Linked DNA regions of Homo sapiens: region 1 is linked to region 2. A link is a contact called in ENCODE Hi-C or POLR2A ChIA-PET data. All regions are on one chromosome and are shown on one strand. Each heading gives the region's core, a stretch centred on a gene start or an enhancer-like site at or near the end of the contact. The rest is flanking DNA. Distances are from core to core; before and after follow the strand shown.

Region 1 (7,330 bases), core at 989-3,488, 76 kb before region 2:
TCCTACCTTCCCCACACCATCCACCTCCCTGGACCTCACTTTTGGTGCAGCAGAGAGACTGCAAACAGCTCTGTCAACCTCCCTGAGCCCATCCATTGTCATTTGTAGAAATGAAAAGCCATCTCTGAAAGTTGATTTTCTCTTTTAAAAATTCTATTGAACAGCATCTTCCTTATTATTAAAATCTTTGCTGCCACCTAGTGGGAATTATGTAATTAGAAGAATAAAGAAAAATTTCAGTTAGACTTGGATTAAAAAATTGTCCATTTCATCCTGGAAAAGGCAAAACTATGTAGACAGTGAAAAGATCAGTGGTTTCCAGGAGTTAGGAGGAGGGAGGGATGAATAGATGGGGTACAGAGAGTTTTTAGGGTAGTGACACTACTCTGTATGATACTATAAGAGCGGGTACATGTCATTACTACCTTTGTCCAAACTCAGAATGTCCAACATCAAGACTGAACCCTAATGTAAGCTGTGGACTCTGGGCTATCATGATGTGTCAGTGTCAGTTCATCAATTATAACAATGGTTCCACTCTGGTGGGGGATGTTGCTAATGGGGGAGGCTGTGCACGGGGAGGGACTGGGGTTGTATCAGAAATCTCCGTACCTTCTGCTCAATTTTGCTGTGAACCTACACCTGCTCTAAAAGTAGTCTTTTTTTTAAAAAAAACTATCAGTTTTCTTACATCCATACTGTGCTCCTAAACTTTAAAAATTATATTTTTAAACTAATATCGTGGCCTTCCATTTTTATCTTTATAGTAAACTACCAGATGTGAGATTCCTTTTATAAAAATTTTGGTCAGATGTTGGAATTCATATAAACCCCAGCTTTTAAAAAAATGCTTAATCTTTTATGACCATCTAATATACACTCATATGCATATGACCATCTAATACACACTCATATGTGTACTAGATAATGGGCCATACATTAAGAAATTCTAATTTGCAATATTCAGAACTTATATTTTTAAATTTTATAAATAGTCAAATTTTTTACATTATCATGGTTTAAAAATTCAAACAACACAGAGGATGTGAAGTTAAACAGTAAAGTCCTCCTCCAGAGAGGGAAGTTTCTTAAGAATTTTTAATGTTTTCCCCCAGAAATGTTCTATTCTGGGACTAGGACACACACACCATTTTCTTTACTACTTTTTTATGAATGAGCTTATGCTATGCTTACTGTTCTATGGCCTGCTTTTTTTACTTGATCTATTTTGAACATCTTTCCATGCCAGAGCACAAATCTGCCTCGTTCTTTTGAACAGCCCATAGTATTCCATTATCAACTATACTATAATTTATTTAACTGGCCCTTCACTGATGGTCCATATAGCCTATTTCCAGTTTTTGTTATTAGAGAAATGCTGTAGGGAACATATGCATGCACATATGTGCTTTTGCAAATATATTTGTAGAATAAAATCTTAGACATAAAATAATTACTGGATCTCAAGGTTATGTGAACACCCACTGTCCAAGATCGCCAGAAATACACCTGTCATTAAAAAAAAAGAAAAAGAACGGGTTAAACTAGCTGCAGCAAGAGGGAAGCCAGAGGAACTGTGAGCCCACTCTGGGTGCAGTTTGGAGGAGTTTTCACAGCATTTGGGCTTATGCTGGGTAATTTTATTTATTTATTTAATTACTTTATTTATTGAGACGGAGCTTCGTTCTTGTTGCCCAGGCTGGAGTGCAATGGCATGATCTCAGCTCACTGCACCTCTGCCTCCCAGGTTCAAGCAATTCTCCTGCCTCAGCCTCCTGAGTAGCTGGGATTACAGGCGTGCACCACCATGCCCGGCTAATTTTTTGTATTTTGTAGAGACAGGGTTTCACCACATTAGTCAGGCTGGTCTTGAACTCATGACCTCAGGTGATCCATCCGCCTCGGCCTCCCAAAGTTCTGGGATTACAGGTGTGTGCCACCGCACCCAGCCCACGTGCTAGGTAATTTTAAAGAGGATTCAAAGGATTAGAAGCAGTTCTAGGTTAAGTGTTGTCAAGAAGCAGGACCAGGTCAGCGATTGGGTCTCAAGGTTTTCTGGATGGTCAGAGAATTAAAGTTGGGCTAGAAGCGTCATTAGGAAAAAGCAGTGGCAGTCACGGATGTGGTCAGAAGAGGGGGTTGTTTCATCACTTTGTGTACCAAGTGGACTCTGTCTTGGTCCAAACCTGGCCACTAAGTGGACTTGCCAGGACATGGCTTTATTCTGTGTGTGTTCTGTCTGATCAGCTTGGAACACGTGGCCAACTTGACACGTGCTTGCTTTCATTCTCTCAGGTACATTGATGTGGAATGTCTGTAGTTGTTGAAGTTGCTTTCCAGAAAGGTTGCACCAATTTACAGTCTTCTGGTTTCTTTTTAATACCCAACTTCCCTAACAGAATGAAGCAGTCGATAATCAGATTAATTATGGCAATTGTAATAACAGCAAATGTTTCTAGTCACTTCCAATGTGCCATCTACTGCTAAATCTATTAAATGCACTGAATCCTCATCAGAGGGCTGAGACCAGGTGCTGATAACATTCCCACTTCCCTAAGAAGAAACCCAGGCTTCAAAAGGGTGTAACTTGCTTTGATCACATAGCTAGCCAACGAGGAGTTAGCTGGGGTTCCTCACTGGGATGTCTTATTCCAGGCCCACACTCTTTACCATGAAGAAATAATTTCTCCTTTATTGTCCTTCCAGGAGCCTGCCAAGGAGAATTGAGAGCTAAGGAATTAAGAGCCACTTAATTGATGATCACAAATCTTTGAAAGGCTGGTTTGGATTGATAAGGAAGTAGGGTCCCATTTACAAAAATGAGATTTACGGGCAGCCTCCAGGAGTAATCACGTATATAGTGTTAGGCGAGGCATCAGCATAAAGTGCTGAGTTGTTCACAGTGCCCTCAATTAATAAATGCCTATGCGCACTTTCTTAAAATCACAGCCAAGACACTATAATTAAATATTCTCTGGGCGATCTGTAGCTCAGAGGATACATTAAAAAACCCCCAAGTAAGCAGATGGGTGAAGGACATCCGTCCCCGTAGATCCACGGAGGTTCATGAAGCTTCCGTTCTGTGTCCTTCCGAGGACGCAGCCTGTGAGCCTTCACCAAGAAAGATTTTGTGCAGGGAAAGAAACTGACCCGAGATGGTGCTTGAGTAAATATTGATTGAGTGTGTGATGGGCACACAGTGGGGTTGAAATTGGGCTGCCTGCTTGGATTTAGCAAAGGAAATGTGTAGTAACCACTGGCGGCTGCTCTTTTTCAGATTGTGCCGGCTGCGGAAGAGATATCAAGAATGGGCAGGCGCTGCTGGCGCTGGATAAGCAGTGGCACTTGGGGTGCTTTAAATGCAAGTCCTGCGGGAAGGTCCTCACCGGGGAGTACATCAGCAAGTAAGGCTGGGCGCGGGCACGCGTTCCTTTCAGTGGGCACCGGGCGTTGTGGTTCTTCTGCAGGTCCTGGTCTCAGGGGCCCCACCCCATCAATGGTGCTGAAATTGTTCACATCCTGCCATCATAATGAACTTGTTGCTATAAAACTTTTGAAAAGAATTGTATTCTTTTGCCTTGGCTACTATAAACCTAATGATATGTTAATCATTGCCTAATTTAACAATTAATGAAGCTGACACTGTTACACTGTATGTCATTACCAATTAAGCATTTAATAATTTCCCTGTTGCTGTTCATTCTCCTATGAGGAACTAGTAAGCCTTTGTTCTCCTTCCAGGGCTGGAGTACATTCATAGACGCTCCCCAAAAACACACAAAGCCTAGGTTGTGGGCCTTTTAGGACTGCACAAAACAGCCTGCCAGGAAATGGGCTCATGTTCAATAATAGTGGATAATAGCTACAGTTAAGGAAGTGAGGCTTTTTTTTTTTTAAATGTAGCCTGGCAATGAGGGGAAATTTTCCACCGTATACCTTTTCATGCCTTAAAAAAAATTTTCCTGCTGGGCGTGGTGGCTCACACCTGTAATCTCAACACTTGGGAGGCCAAGGTGGGAGGATCACTTGAGTTCAGGAGTTCGAGACCAGCCTGAGCAACATAGCAAGACCTCATCTCTACTAATATAAATAAATAAATAAGCAAGCAAGCCAGGCATGGTGGCACATGCCTGTAGTCCCAGCTACTTGTGAGTCTGAGGTGGGAGGATCACTTGAGCCCAGGAGATCAAGGCTGCAGTGAACTATTATCGCACCACTGCACTCCAGCCAGGGCAACTGAGTAAGACCTTGTCTCAAAAAATAAACAAATAAATTCATTCATTAATTCATGCATTTCCCCAACCACATGAAATCACCTATTCGAAAATATTAATGAATGTAGTTTAAAAATATAGTGAAACAAACAAGCAAACAAAAGGTTGCTTGGGCCCCACCCACTAGAAATCTAATTCTACAGGCCCAGGGTAAGGCTGAAACACCTGCACTGAAAGGGCAAGAAGGCTGGGTGCGGTGGCTCATGCCTGTAATCCCAGTACTTTGGGAGGCCGAGGCAGTCGGATCACCTGAGGTTGAGAGTTCGAGACCAGCCTGGCCAATATGGTGAAACCTCATCTGTACTAAAAATACAAAAACTGAGCCGGGCATGGTGGTGGGCACCTGCAACCCCAGCTACTTGGGAGGCTGAGACAGGAGAATTGCTTGAACCTGGGAGGCGGAGGTTGCAGTGAGCCCAGATCGCACCACTGTACTCCAGCCTGGAGACAGAGCAAGACTCTGTCTCAAAAAAAAAAAAAAAGAAAGAAAAGAAAAGGCAAGAAGCTCTTCAGGTGACCATTATGGACAAAATAAGACAGGTGCCTGGCTTCTAACGGAACATTGCAAGCTATGCGGGGGTGGGTAACTTGGCAGTCTAGGGTGGCACTCTATAGCTTTTCCATGCAATCACACACAGGATATAATATTTTTCCTGTGCTCCAAGGAGGTTGACTGAGCTGAAGGAGGCGGCCCTGGGCTCCGGAGGCCTCCTGAGAGCTGAGGAGGTGGTGTCTGCAGGCTGTTCAGAGGCTGTACTCTGGCATGTGGGCCCCTTGTAGGGGAATGAATGCTGAGCCCACATCTGACGGGCTCAGTGTTCTTGTTTTTTTTTTTTGTTTTTTTTTTTTGAGATGGGGTCTTGTGCTGTCACCCAGGCTGGAATGCAATGGTGCGATCTTGGCTCACTGAAACCTCCACCTCCTGGGTTCAAGCAATTCTCCTGCCTCAGCCTTCTGGGTAGCTGGGACTTACAGCTACACCTCACCACACCTGGCTAATTTTTGTATTTTTTTTAAAGTAGAAACAGGGCTTCCCCATGTTGGCCAGACTGGTCTCAAACTCCTGACCTCAGTTGATCCACCCACCTCAGCCTCCCAAAGTGCTGGGACTACAGGCATGAGCCACCGTGCCGGGCCTCAGTGTCATATTAATAACTATATGTATTATATACATTAACAATATTTTATAGCTTTGCCTTTATTGTGGTTTTAATGAAATTGTCGCTAGTGTTTTGCCTTCAGGTGTGATATTGCCTATTGATTTGCCAGTATCTTCTTCAGGTTCATTAACACCATTCTTTCTCTGGTTTATTAATTATTGTTATGTGGGCTCAGTGGGCTCAGTACTCCTACGTGCCCAGGGGGCCTGTGGAGAGAGAATGCTGCCAGGCTTTCTGCTAGTTAGCTCTGAGACAGTAAAAAATCGGCAAGGGTGACCATATGGCGACATGGCTGTTTCGCCTGTGTGGCACCGAGAGCCGCAGAGTGCTCTCTGGATCGTTTTGTTTGTGGTTTTGATCCTGTCTGGCCAGGTCTGACTGGATTGCCAGGCATGTGAACACTGGGCAGGGGAGAAATATGTCCTGCCCTTCTGTGGAAAGGCCTTGGAGAAATGTGGTTTTGGTGTCTTCTCCAGCCCCTGGCCACCTCCTCAGGAGCCGAACACGTTTTTGTCTTGCAGGGATGGTGCTCCGTACTGTGAAAAGGACTACCAGGGACTCTTTGGGGTGAAATGTGAGGCGTGTCACCAGTTTATCACAGGGAAAGTCCTGGAGGTAAGTGGCAGACCGGCTCCCTCATAGCTACCGCCATCTTTCTCAGCGGCCCTCAGAAACAAACAAGAGGGGACCCTTTCCCACCTCCTCCATCTTTTTTTCACCTGTGGAGAAAGAAAGTAGTCGCAGGTGACTATTTTCAAGAATTAAGGTGCTGCACTCTCCTCAAAGGCTCACGTGGAAATTAGAATGATGGAGAATTTGCACAGGAAAAAAAAAAGAATGATAAAGGTTCTGGTAGGAGTTATGTAGGACAGGCTATATTAGACCATTTTCATTTTTAGAAGTTAGACAAGAGTAAATGAAAAGGGTGTGAAATCATGTGTGTATACATCCATGTGTGCATGTGTGCATATGTCTATGCATGCATCTGTGGGCGTGTGCAGATTCAGGGAGCAGAGGCTCAGAATGGAAGCTAAGAAAGGAAGGGTGGGGGAAAGGTAGAGGCATTGGCTTCCCCAAACTTCAAAAACCACATCCTGTGTGACCCAGAGCACCCTGTGGCCGGGGCTGAGCTGAAGCCTGTCAAGTTCAGGTGCAACCGCCTCCAGCTAGGGAGCTTTCTTCCTGCTTTCTCAGCAGCCGCCACACAGGCTTCTGCCTCTGGGCTGAGCCAGTTCCTCTGGGGTGAGACACAGAATTCTGGGGCCAGAGTTCAGAAGGAGTCGCTACCCTACTTCTCCCAGGCCTGTGGGGTGTCAGCCAGGTCCAAGGAAGAAGTAAGACTGCCTCATCTGTGGCCCACCTGCCAGCGTGGAGAGTATGGCCCAAGCAGAGGTGGGTCAGGAAGCCCCACAACTAGGGGGATGACTACAGGTGCTGCAGCTTGTCATCTTGCTTTGTCAAGGACCAGGCTGCTAAATCCACGGAGCCATGTTCCACCTTCCCAGCAGGGCACGTTTCAGAGACACAGACACAGATCTGAGGCCCCCCTCCCCGCCACCATGGTGTTTCTGGGCTGTGCTGTCTCTTCCGTGGGGTTTCACAGCAAAGGCCCAGTGTAGCCCCCTAAATCCCACTGTAAACCCTTTCCATGAAGCACAGAGGGGCCAGCATTGGATGTGTGCTGGGACGTGGGCAGCTGATTGCATTTGGGAGAGAAGGGTGTGGTTGTGGTCAAATGCAGTTGCCTCTTAGCCCGAGGAAGAGGGTTCTGGGAAGAGGGAGCAATACCTGCAGAGGCTCAGAGGTGAGGAAAAGCACAGGATACATAAGAAACGTCAGTTGGGCACCGATGTGACAGATGATGCTGGAGAAGTGGGCAGGGTCCCAAGAGTCATA
Region 2 (6,553 bases), core at 2,907-5,406:
GTTCACTGCACCCTCCGCCTCCCAAGTTCAAGCGATTCTCCTACCTCAGCCTCCCAAGTAGCTGGGATTACAGGTGCCTGCCACCACACCCAGTTAATTTTATTGTATTTTTAGTAGAGATGGGGTTTCACCATGTTGGCCAGGCTGGTCTCAAACTCCTGACCTCAGGTGATCCACCCGCCTCGGCCTCCCAAAGTGCTGGGATTACAGGTGTGAGCCACTGCGCCCAGCCTGCACATTTCTTGAATAGTGTTATGTGAGTCTTTCCTTTTTCAACATACTCAGAGGTAGAATTTTCTCATATTGAGATATGCCTGTGATTGGTATAACTCTAGCAGGAAAGCGCTTGTGCACGGCAGGTCCTGGGGAGGAGGCCCAGAAGTGATGCACCTGGTGCACCTCCACCTGGGTGTGGTGTGATTTCTCCCAGCCACTTCCACCCTAGCATCTCAAAGATACCAGGGGCATTGGCTGAAAAAGACTGATCACAGTCTTCCAGCAATGAGTCAAATCACTGCCTGACCTGAATTGGCCAGATATGTTTGCCTTCATTGCTTCAACTGTGAACAGCATAGTGAGACAACACCCTTGTCTGAAGGAGTTTCTTTGGCTCAGTGGTGCCCACATTCAAGGTATTAAACACCAATAGAAACTACTGAGAAGGCAAGGTCTTATTCCTATTGTAGAACTATAAGTTACTCTCTTTAGGAAATGGCTGCAACAGAGGGGAGGAAGTGTTCCAAAATGAGGCCTTGAGTTTTCTCTGCAGAGCTTTCCAGAATATGTTAAACAGAAGCAGGAGGCAGCTGATCCTAGTTCATAAGTTTCCTTCCTGCTCACATAACCACCTCTCACTCTCCACGTTCTTCAGGTATATACTATGAAGTCCAGTTTCTTTCATCCTTCCCAAAGGCCGACCCACCAGCCTTACCTCAGTGACTCTCTATATAGTTAGGCTCAAATCGTGTAATTAACATAAGTCAAGTGTCTGCAAACTAAGTATTTGTTTACAAGTAATAAATTCTAGCTCATTCCCTCAACTAGGATTTGTGCCTTCTGTGTACCTGTGGAAAGCATTGGGTATAGACAGTGGTTAAAAAATAAACTCTATGAGGGCAGAGAGCATGACTAAAGTTAATGAGGGAGACAGACACGATGCAAGGAAAACAATAAATATATAATTACACATTTTACTCATGAAGGAAAAAAGAATGACACTATGAGAGAAAACAACATGGGGAACCAACTCTGGATTGAATCAGGGAGGTCCTCTCTGAGGAGGTGATATTTAAGCCAAGACTGAAGGAAGAGAATCATCCAAGTAAAATTGGGAGCTAGGGCATTTCAGGCAGAGGGAGCAGTAAGCGAGGATGAGAACTCCGAGGCAGCTTTGTGCGCTGTGTTCTGTGAGTGATGACAGGTGAGAGACGAGGTAGGAGGGGAAGGCAGGGATAGAATCCTGAGGCCCTGGTTGTTGTGATTTTATTCTGAATGGATGCTTCTGTTAGGTCTGTTCTCATGCCGCTAGTAGACATATACCCAAGACTGGGTAATTTATAAAGGAAAGTGGCTTAATGGACTCCAGTTCCACATGGCTGGGGAGGCCTCACAATCATGGCAGAAGGCAAATAAGAAACAAAGTCATGTCTTACGTGGTGGCAGGCAAGAGAGCTTGTGCAGGGAAACTCCCATTTATAAAATCATCAGTCTCGTGAGACTTATTCACTATCACAAGAATAGTATGGGGGAAACTGCCCCATGATTCAATTATCTCCACCTGGACCTATCCTTGACACGTGGGGATTATTACAATTCAAGGTGAAACGTGGGTGGAGACACAGCCAAACTATATCAATGCTGGAGACAAAAGCAGAGTAGTGACCATCCAAATTATGTTCTTGAAAGGTCTCTCGGCTGAGTGCGGTGGCTCACGCCTGTAATCCCAGCACTTGGGGAGGTGGAGGCGGGCAGATCACGAGGTCAGGAGATCAAGACCATCCTGGCTAACACGGTGAAACCCTGTCTCTACTAAAAATACAAAAAATTAGCCGGGCATGGTGGCAGGTGCCTGTAGTTCTAGCTACTCGGGAGGCTGAGGCAGGAGAAAAGTGTGAACCTGGGAGGCGGAGCTTGCAGTGAGCCAAGATCGCACCACTGCACTCCAGCCTGGGCGACAGAGTGAGACTCCGTCTCAAAAAAAAAAAAAAGGTCTCTCTATCCATTGCCTGCCAGGTGGATTTGATTTGAAGAAGGGAGGGGAGAAGGCAGAAAACTCACAGGGAGGCCATTGCAATAATCTGGATGAATGGAGGTGGTGACTGGGGCTGGGACTACGGCAGTAGAGAGGGAGAGAAATGGGAAGCTTTGAGGTGTGCTCAAAGGTAAACCAGAAATTCTCGTAGGGGACAAGGAGCAGGAAGGGCCAGAGAAAGGCCTCCCCATGCCTTTTCAAAACTGGATCGTACAACTAGTTTGCATTTACCTTTCCTTCTAGGTTGTATTTTACCTTATTCAAAAAGGTGATAAGTGTTTCTTTTTTTCACTAGCTGAGTTTTTAGTAAAGCTTAAGGGCCCAGGACAGTCTAGATTCTGAAGCCAGGGTCCGAAGTCTTACAAGTCACTGTTTATTTTACAGCCTACCAGGACATCCTCGGAAAGTATTTATTCTAGGCCAGGCTCCAGTATTCCTGGCTCACCAGGTCATACTATCTATGTAAGTATCTACTTCTGGAAGTGACATTTCTGGGACAGGTAAATTAGTGGATTGTAATAGCAGAATGGGTAATCCAAAACAAAAACTGATTCAAAGTGATTTCTATTTTTGTTATGAGACCTGATTTTCATTTTTGTAGAACAGTCTCCTCAATCACTTTTACCTTTAGGTAATTACATTTATGTGACCATCAACAGAGTGATCAGACGACCTGTAAAATGTAGTAATATGTTGCGGGACTTAAAAAATTCTTGCACCTAAGACTCCGTCTCAAAAAAAAAAATTCTTGCACCTAAATTGCATATAGATATTTGGGGATTAAATATATATTTTATGAAGCTGATACTGAGTGTTCCTAAATTCTACCACAAAGATATTTAAATATTTAGTTTATTAATTATGCAGTTCTTGTTTTTAGCCATCTGAGAGGATTATTGGACCATCTGTTTGAGCTTTTTCCTTTACTATCATAAATTCAGGAAATTATCCTTAAGGTTTGCACATTTATCTATTTCATGAATTCTACACAGATTTTTTCCTAAGCGTTCAGTGACTTTTTTAAAAAAACATGATTAATATATGGTATAAAGGGCAACTTCTGAAGAGTATAACTGTGTTAGGCAAGATGTTTTGGTTTTTGTTTATTTTAAGGCCTTCACTTTTTAAACAACAGGAAATGCGCCAACTACAGTTTCCTAAAGCAGTCAGACTACAAGGTAATTGTTCTTTCTGGTTAACTTTGCCAGGCAAAAGTAGACAATGAGATCCTGGATTACAAGGATTTAGCAGCCATTCCGAAGGTCAAGGCAATTTATGACATTGAACGTCCAGATCTTATTACCTATGAGCCTTTCTACACTTCGGGCTATGATGACAAACAGGAGAGACAGAGCCTTGGAGAGGTAATACATTCCTACTGGTTGTGAGTTGTACAACAATTTACCTTCCCTTTTGTCACATTTGTAATAACTACCATTTGGAGTTCAGGTAAATCAGGTGGTCTTTTGTCTGCCTAGTATTTGCAGATTTCTAGACCAGGTGCTTTGAGGTATTCAGAAGCCCATCATGAGAAGTGGGAGAACAGAACAATGGCACATCAAACAACAGTGAAGACCAGCTAAACATTAGCATGCTGGGATGGAAGCTGTCGGGAGGTGGGGAGGGGGTGGGGATTGTGTGAGCTGGGCAGAGCAAATAAGGGAGTGAGGGTCTCCTGGGGGTCTTAGTCTAGTGATAAGCTTTAAGTATATTCATGGCATCATGAGGAGAGAGAACACACCCCCTAAATTTTGGTAATTACAGTTTTCAGCAACTTAAGAAAGTTAGCATGTGAAAGAAAAAATAAAGTAGAGCGCATGGGGCAACAGTCTAGCACAGGAGTGTGAGCCAGCATTCTGGAATCAAATTACCTGGTCTCAACCCAGGGATCACCACATGCCGATTGTTTGACTTTGACCATGTGACAGCCATTCTGCTGCTAGTTTCCTGGACCAGGTACAGTGCTCATACCTGTAATCCCAACATTTTGGGAGGCTGAGGGCCGGAGGATTGCTTCAGGCCAGGAGTTGAAGACCACCCTGGACAACATAGTTGAGACCTCATCTATATATATTAAAAAAATAAGAAAAATGGTCCTAGTTTCTTCATCTGTAAAACAGATAGGGTGATGATAGAATCTACCTCATAGGGTGTTAGTGAGGATTAAGCAAGCTAATCTATGTAAAGCAATTATCAGAGGCCAGACTTGGGGGAAATACTGAGCATGTGGCAATTTCTACCATTGTTGCTACCTGTCCTCTTGGGGCTCGTTAATACTCGGCCTGCAGACCCATCTGCTGCGGGACCAGAGCCTCTCAGCCCCTTGGGGTCCTCCCCTCCCCGGTCCCATCTCAGGGTTGAAGGTTCTCTGTGGTCGCTTCCTACCCAAGTCCGTTTCCCCTGGCCAATCGGCTCACTCTCATTTTTTTCTCTTTTATTTTTTGAATTAGAATCATCTGTAGACTGATTTTAGTCCACAAAGATGTTAACAAATAGCTGACAAATCAGCTATTCAACAAAGGTTAAAACAGAATATAAACAATCTAGCATCTCACAGTGCTTTGAGGTCTTGGAGAAGAAAAGGCATGAAAATGTGATTCTGTTTAATTGTTCTCAATTCCAGATGTATAATATTATTTGATAATTATATTTATGTTTATTTTTTATTTTATATATATTGTTCCTTTTATTTATTTACTTTCTAATCTGGGTTTTATTCCAGAGCATAGCTCTGCGTGGAAAAGGTCCCTGTGGCAGGAAGTGATATCCATTTTCATGTAGTGCCACCTAGTGGTCACTTAGCTGTAGCTGCACTTGCGGCCGCTCTCAAGCGCAGGTGCATTGGCCCGGGTTGTCAGTTGCCATTGAACCCCACAGAGTTTCGTAGGGCATAAGAGGCGAGGGGAAGTTCCTGAACAAAGTGCATAGAGATTGGCCTTGGACCCTGTGGATGAGAATTTACTAATGTTTAACCCATACAAGCAAGGGGATGTGAGTTTTTTTAATGGTGTTAAGGATTTGGGGTTCATGGTGTGCAGTGTACGTGTCTGTGTGCGTTTCCCAGCAGCTCCATCAAGGCAGTAAAACATTAAGCACTCAAGAGTTTGGGCTTTGAGGTGAAAATCTCTGCATTTAAAACCAGACTCTGCCAGACATGGTGACTCATGTCCGTAATACCAGCACTTTAGGAGGCCAAGGCCAAGGTGGGTGGATTGCTTGAGACCAAGAGTTTGAGACCAGCCTGGACAACATACCAAAATTCCATCTCTACAGAAAAAAAATACAAAAATTAGCCAGGAATGATGGCACACGCCTGTAGTCCCAGCAACTTGGGAGGCTGAGATGGGAGGATCACTTGAGCCCAGGAGGTTGAGGCTGCATTGAGCCATGATCATGCCATTGTACTCCGGCCTGGGTGATAGAGTGACACCCTGTCTCAAAAACAAAACAAAGCAAACAAAACAAAAACCACCACCACAAAAAAAGAAAAAAAGAAAAACCAGACCGATGCTGACTAACCACATAACTTTGGGGAAATTATATACCTCAATCTCCTTATCTGCAAACTCAAGATAGAGAACAAGAATACCTATGCTAGAAGTTTTCTGTAAAGAGTAAGTGAGCTATTTACATTAGAACAGTACTGGGCACATAATAAGTGCTTAAGAAAAATGCTGGCTACTCTCGTAATCAGCATACTTACTGTCATAACCTGGAATTATGTCCCATGGTTTTCTCTATGCATAGAGGGTGCCCCTGGGATCAGAAATCAGATATATTAGTGAACTCTTTCCCAATACTTGCATCTTGCAACTGAGAGAAATTTACAAGCTGTTCTATTATTTATTCCATTAAAGTTTAACACACTTCTTTTATAGACCTCATATACATATTGCCTTTTTTTTTTTTTTTTTTTTTTGAGGTGGAGTCTCACTCTGTCACCCAGCTGGAGTGTAGTGGTGCAATCTTGGCTCACTGCAACCTCTGCCTCCCAGGTTCAAGCAGTTCTGCTGCCTCAGCTTCCCAAGTAGCTGAGACTACGGGCATGTGCCACCATGCTGGGCTAATTTTTGTATTTTCAGTAGAGTTGGGGTTTCTCCATGTTGGCCAGGCTGGTCGTGAACTCCTGACCTCAAGTGATCCACCCGCCTTGGCCTCACAAGGTGCTGGGATTACAGGTGTGAGCCACCGCACCTGGCCTTTATACATATTGCCATTTAAGAAACACTGCAAGAGTCAGATTAGTTCTGTGCAGCCATTGGTGCCTCCAGGGCCTTGCTGTCAGTGCAGGTGCAGACCTGG

Evidence for each region. Hi-C counts contacts between places; a loop is a spot of excess contacts on that map. ChIA-PET counts read pairs that join two places held with the same protein, here RNA polymerase II (POLR2A). Pooled maps may share reads with other maps.
Region 1: a loop to region 2 is called in a map of heart right ventricle, with 13 times the contacts of the local background. The contact joins two enhancer-like sites. A Hi-C loop is called at or near these places in 106 of 168 maps with a recorded cell type or tissue (A673, B cell, CD4-positive, alpha-beta T cell and 63 more), 37 of 37 single-sample maps with no recorded cell type and 50 of 50 pooled maps. POLR2A ChIA-PET finds 5 or more read pairs at or near these places in 20 of 52 experiments (A673, B cell, BJ and 15 more).

Annotation. Positions count from the first base shown.
Region 1 is chr10:114,543,724-114,551,053 of GRCh38, reverse strand. ABLIM1 (actin binding LIM protein 1) reads left to right here. Exons shown (of 23, transcript NM_002313.7): 5 at 3,278-3,404; 6 at 5,956-6,049. Among named protein-coding and RNA genes, the nearest start is that of ABLIM1, 110 kb to the left of the region's middle. RefSeq lists an enhancer at 6,741-6,850. Within about 2 kb of position 2,238, at least 6 of the 41 ENCODE cell types and tissues checked have a DNase peak (open chromatin) inside an H3K27ac peak, as active enhancers do; they include gastrocnemius medialis, heart right ventricle, left ventricle myocardium inferior and 2 more, where a contact is called at or near this core.
Region 2 is chr10:114,470,039-114,476,591 of GRCh38, reverse strand. It overlaps ABLIM1 (actin binding LIM protein 1), which reads left to right. Exons shown (of 23, transcript NM_002313.7): 9 at 2,636-2,713; 10 at 3,460-3,615. Among named protein-coding and RNA genes, the nearest start is that of AFAP1L2, 69 kb to the right of the region's middle. Within about 2 kb of position 4,156, at least 8 of the 41 ENCODE cell types and tissues checked have a DNase peak (open chromatin) inside an H3K27ac peak, as active enhancers do; they include gastrocnemius medialis, heart right ventricle, left ventricle myocardium inferior and 2 more, where a contact is called at or near this core.